Linked DNA regions of Mus musculus: region 2 is linked to region 1. Evidence: chromatin loops called from intact Hi-C (ENCODE). Cell type or tissue: heart. All regions are shown on one strand. Links, peaks and the distances in the headings refer to the core of each region. The heading gives the core; the rest is flanking DNA. Region 1 has its middle 34 kb from the start of C2cd4a. Region 2 has its middle 16 kb from the start of Mir7241.

What was found. Hi-C counts contacts between places; a loop is a spot of excess contacts. Peaks named below come from ENCODE experiments on the same cell type or tissue, not always from the same donor. Only the 100,000 strongest peaks of a DNase experiment are listed, where the experiment ranks them.
Region 2: a loop joins it to region 1, with 7 times the contacts of the local background. A loop is called at or near these places in 12 of 42 quality-filtered maps.

Annotation. Positions count from the first base shown.
Region 1 is chr9:67,797,270-67,800,182 of GRCm38, reverse strand. No RefSeq gene overlaps it. Among named protein-coding and RNA genes, the nearest start is that of C2cd4a, 34 kb to the left of the region's middle. In heart, for the core only: no CTCF peak of the experiment used is centred there; no DNase peak of the experiment used is centred there; H3K4me3 peaks cover 317 bases; H3K27ac peaks cover 1,128 bases.
Region 2 is chr9:67,710,642-67,713,554 of GRCm38, reverse strand. No RefSeq gene overlaps it. Among named protein-coding and RNA genes, the nearest start is that of Mir7241, 16 kb to the left of the region's middle. In heart, for the core only: a CTCF peak has its summit at 1,822 (motif pointing left); no DNase peak of the experiment used is centred there; H3K27me3 peaks cover 597 bases.

The DNA of each region.
Region 1 (2,913 bases), core at 93-2,592:
CTGAAAAATGAAAGAATTGAGGAAGACACCTGATGTCGACCTCTGGCCTGTACACACATATGCACACACATGCAAGCATGAGCACCCACACAACAGATATGCATGAACATGGACACACACAAAAGAAGAAGAAGCTAAGCTAAAAGTTACCAATACTATTCCCTGATCCTTAACATGCAGTGAACCCTGACATTTCCTATTCCGCGTGGCTCCTTTCCAGTAGCTCGGTTGATAGAGCATTCACCTGACGTACATAAAAACCTGGGTCTGACTCCAGCATCACATACAGCTGAGAGGGGTGGTGCACACCTGTAATGTCAGTGCTGGGGGGGGGGGTGAAGGTGAAAGAATCAGACATTCGAGGCGATCTTAAGCTGCAAAGCAAGTTCCCAGCTAGTTATTATTTTTAATTAATTATAACTGAATAAATCCCATATGTGTGGAAAATTTCAAGTCATTAGGTGTTTTTTTAATGTGTTTAGAAGGAAGTGAGCCTCAGTCAGTGACGTCAGAGGAAGTTGGGCAGCCACATAGAACTCAAAAGGAAATGATTGTTCTCTAAGAGCCTAACATAAATGTGAAGCCCAACCTTGGCTGCATTCATTTAGTTTTACCACCAGAACACACCTTCGAACCGATTCTTTATGACCGTGTGTCAATGGGGACATTTGAGCAGCCGCGAAGGACTCCCTCAGACATGGCCTTGTTTCTGGCTGACTCATCACATACCCCTGACAGCTCTATTTACAGCCCTCCGGGGAGCTTTGCTGAGTTTTCTATTTTGAGCTAAGAAAGGATGTGTCGTTGCATTCTGGGGCCATTTCTGAGCCATCTAATCACCAATGGCTTTGGTGGGATAGGTAGGCAGGCACTTAGTGAAGTCACATTGTAAAATGAGTAGCTCAAATATTTAATCAGCTGTGCAGTGAATCCAGCCACACGGGTCCTGCTGTACAGAGGTCTATCCACATGGCCCGGAGTAACTGTGGATTACAGATCTCCTGCTGAACGTAAAACGGCTAGATTTGGGAGATATTTCCAGAAACAGGTCCCTCAGGGTGGAAGGATCAGCACTGAGGAATCGTGTCACTCCTGTCCCTAACAGCTTGCTTGGGATCCAGGGACTCTTCCTCATTCTCACTTTCATTCATTCTGAGGAAAGAGCAACACTCTAGCCAAACGCGTTAAAAGTTTTCATAAAGCTTAGAATAACTACCCAGCTGACGCTGGAGCCGGCGCCACAGGTACAGGTATTCGTCGTGCCAGCCCGAAGACCTGAGTTGGCTCCCGGGAACCCACAGTGGAAGGAGAGAACCAACTTGCAGAGTTGTCTTCTGGCTCCCATGCATATAACCATCCACACATCCTTAGCTCAGAGTCACTGGCAGTCGAGGGTGGCGGGGGTAAGGGAGGATCGGTCTCCTTCAGGGCTGGGGCCCCTGATTGGTTGCTTACGTGTATCCCCATGTACAGACAGATTATACTAACTGGACTCAGTAGGTTAGTGAAAGGAGAAAAGAAGAAAAAGAAGGAGAAAAGGGAGTCATAAAAGTGGGAGAGCGACTTCTTTGTGGGCAGGAGCATGGAAGGAGTGGAAGGGGAGAAAGGAAATTCTCAAAGAGTAAATTTAAAAAACATTTTTTTTTTTTTTTTTTTGGTTTTTCAAGACAGGGTTTCTCTGTGTAGCCCTGGCTGACCTGGAATTCACTCTGTAGACCAGGCTGGCCTTGAACTCAGAAATTTGCCTGCCTCTGTCTCCCGAGTGCTGGAATTAGAGGTATGCGCCACCACTGCCTGGCTTAAAATAACATTTTTTAAAGAAGTGTCTCAGAGCTGGGACCAAATGGGGATCAAGAAAGGCACTTGTGTTAGATGCAAAGTTTAAGGGGGCATAAAAACAAAACAGCAGGTGAAGTAATAAATTAATGTTTAGAAATAACGTGCCTGTAATATGGAAATGGAATAGGCAAATGACAGCCTGCAGGCCCACTGTCTCCTCCTCCTCCTCTTCCTCCTCCTCCTCCTCCTCCTCCTCCTCCTCCTTCTTTGATACAGGATTTTATGCAGACTAGACAGGCCTTGAACTCACTACATGGTTGAAAATGATCTCAAACTTCTAGTATTTCTGCCTCTACTTCTCCAATTCAGGAATTACGCTTGTGCATTACCGTGTACGATTAATGGGATGCTAGGCTTTGAAGCAATGACCTTGGACATTAGAGGTGGACACTCTTATCACCTGAACTACATACCCCCTCCTTGTTTTTTGTTTTGTTTGGCTTTAGTCTGGGTTTTGGTTTGTTTTTGTTTGAGATAGGGCCTCACTCACTATGTAGCCCTGGCTGGTCTGGAAATTGCTCTGAAGAAGGCTCACAGAGATCCACATCTATCCCCCTCTGCCTTCAGCCCCCACGTGCTAGGATTAAAGGTGTGAACAACAATTCCAGCTCCCAGCCCTATTTTTAACAACTTTTGTTACAATGTCTGGGATTCCTCCACTGGGAAGCACACCTTGCCCCATCAGACTACAAACTTTTGATGTCTCAGAAGAAAACTCCTGAGTTCCAAGACCTCTTTGAAGCCTCAGATCATGAAATATTCTTATGAGTCAGATCGAGCTGACTTCTTGATCTTCTGAGGTATGGAGGGCAGAGGATGTCTGCTTCTTCAACAACAAGCAAAAGTTCCCACCGTTATTAACACCACCACTCTCAACAGACAAAGGATCTAGAAGAAGCAGGAATGGAGCGAGTCCTTGCACTCAGGCTAAGCCTGATATTTCTAGCCCCACACTCAAACTCCAGGGCAAAATGAAGCAGGATTCAGCCAGCAGCCAGGGAGGGTGAGTAAATTCTATGTAAGCCAAGTGGATAGAGAGACAGCCAGCTTCCCTGCTCAATGTGTTGCCAGCCT
Region 2 (2,913 bases), core at 267-2,766, 87 kb after region 1:
CTCAGCTCCGCAGCTGGCACTCCTAAGATCTGGGCAGAAGGTTTTTTTTTTTTTTTTTTAACACTTTGAAAACCACCTCTCCTTGGTCCTTTGGAATCTAGTACTAATGTTCTGGGGTTTGGTTTTTTTGTTTTGTTTTGTTTTGTTTTCCTCTCAAAATTCTTCTTGGTGCCAACATAGGGACATTCTAATAATTGTGTGACACCATTGCCTGGGATTAACTCCAGAATGATGCACTTATGAGTGTGGATCTAAGTCTTTGCCGTCTCCCCAGGGGTGGCTGAAAAAGATGAGAGCTTCCTCAGCCTGTTGGAGTCAACATGTCTTTATATCCTAAGCTCTCTAAGGAGCCCAGAAGAGAGGGACAAGCTTGGGCCGCCTTGTTTTCTTTCATACTCTTCTTGATTTTGCTCTTTAAAAAGTTTTCCTAAAGCTCAAAGAGGTCAGCACCAGAAAATAAATAAATAAATAAATAAATAAATAAATAAAAAGGTTAGCTTTCCATTTACTCTGGTCACAACAGGTCGGGGGGCGGGGGCGCAGTATGTGCATTGGTTGGTAAAGTGCTAGGCTTAGGACAAAGGTCTCTTTTCCTTCAGGTTTTGCCACTTTGCAGGAAGAGCGAAATGGTCTCCTAAACATTTTGATCTTCTGTTTGTTTTCTCATGGGCAAGTTTGGAGTAGCTCCCTAATAACTACATGGTCCCCGAGAGTAAAGCGGTCCCAGCAGGAAGAGTCTGCAGCAGGAAGAGTCTTATTGTCCAGGTCCCTTTGACTTGTCTAGCTTGCACCCGCACTCCTTGCCCATGTTTAGTAGCTGACACTAACATCCCTGCTGCCAATACGGATGCTTCTACTGCTTTTTTTCAGTTTCTCCGTAAAGTTTTATTGGAAGACAGTCTTACACATGCATTTTCATTAGGTTGTTTGGGGATTCTGAGCAGTGGACCAAGGAACCCTCTGACTTATGAAACCCAAAATATTTGCTGCCTGACCCTGAAGAGAGAAGGTTTACCTATCTGGGCCCTGGAGAGAGAAGGTTTACCTATCTGGGATAGATGGTGGAAAGGGCCATGAAGAAAAATGAAGCAGGGAGATGAGGTGCCAGGAGACAGAGCAGGAAGGCTGCTGCGCCTTGCTGTGAGTCATCAGGCGGGTTCTCTCTCGGTAAGAAAACCACGCATGAGCAAATCCTCCTGAAGGGGTCAAGCACAGCCAACGCATCACAGTAGCCTGGTGACCGTTACCAACTCTTGATATAAGTGGTGGAGCTGTTGATCTCAGACACCTTAGAGAACCCAGGAAATCCCCTTGTGGGGAAGATATCCCCCTCCCTGCCGTGGTTCTCTGTCTCCCCGGTGGCTATGCGTTTTGTTTATATCACAAGGGTGGAAGGCATGGGAAAGGAGGTGTACAGTACGCTTCTGGCTTTCTAACAGACAGGTCCCAGTCACCCCACTCTGGTTTTATCACCCAGGGTAGACACTGTCATCTCCAAACACAGAGAAAAAAGTCATCTTCATGGTCCAGCTCAGACCCAGCCCACAGCTTTGTTGCCAGCTAACTTTAGATTTGGGACTCTGAAGCCATACTATGTAGATACTACTGGGCTGTATTGTGATCTGTAAAACCTCCGACGTTGTATACAGTCAGATGTGTGTAGGAGCTGAGTAGAGAGATTAGCTTTCTTCAGAAAGCAAAAACCCAAGACATGAGAAGGTTTAGCACGAGAACTTGGGATCTGAACCGTTGATTTCATCAACAGAAATCCTCTGCTAGAGTGAGTATAAAGCTTCATAAGGGGCGTGAGTGCCCTCTAGTGGTGGGACAGGCTGCGTGCAATTGGGTTGATAATGAGAACCTGAGACAAGTGCCCACTGTTTAAAGTTCATGTGCTCAGGTGGAAGGCAGGCACAGCACAATGGCTATCGTTAGACACTGGCCAAATGCCAATCTCTTCGAAGGCCCCTTCACTTCAATGCCCTTCAGCCACCTTATCTGTAAAATCAGGGCTTGACCTCGTGGTTTTCTTCCAGAGCCCCTCCACACCTATACTGTACAGTTCTCTAAGGGAATGGGTAAAGCACACCCAGCCCCCCCCCCCGCCCCCAGCATCCCCCCCCACACACACACAGTAAATAAACTGTGTGAAAGAGAAAAGCGCTTTGGACACCAAGTCTCTGGCTCCTTTGGTATGTGTGTTCAATGATGGAGTGTGTTCTTTACCCGGGAAGTTCCATTGTGCAGGAGGCAGGGGACTGATCCAAGAAAGGCTGCTGGAGAAAACATTGTTCCCTTGCAACGTCCCCTACCCCAGTTCTGGGAGCAGGCCTGTTTCCATCCCACGCCAACCTATGCAGTCAGTGGCTGAGTTAGAAGAGCCCTTACCTGTGCTTTCAGAACTGCATTACCTGTGGTAAGCTATGGAAGGTGTGTATGTATAAGTGCATGCACGAGCACGCGCACACACACACACACACACACACACTCTATTGGAAACATAGAGGCTCTTATGGAAATCCTTGGTGCTATTGGTCTCTGAGTACCCTGCTCCCTAGCCTCGGGAAGGAAAGCAGGTGCCTTAGAAATGCAATCACACTGGCTTGTGTGAGGGATGTCCCCTACCATGGTTTTTTTTTTTTTTTAATACTTTACATATTCATACTATTTTGTTTTTTTAAACTTTAAGATAACTTTTATATAGCTCACTGCCTATTATCACACAAGACCCAAAAGTTTAGAGGAACAGATAAGCCTGGGTACATTCTGTGAGAGAAAGTGTGGAACATGGGCACCATCAGGGCAGGAGGTGTGGGGATGCCAAGGCAGTGACAGAAGGAGTATGCAGCCACCAAGCTTTGCTGTGCAAGAGTCTGTGAGCTCACCCGAAAAGCAGGAAGCAGACGCACCCGT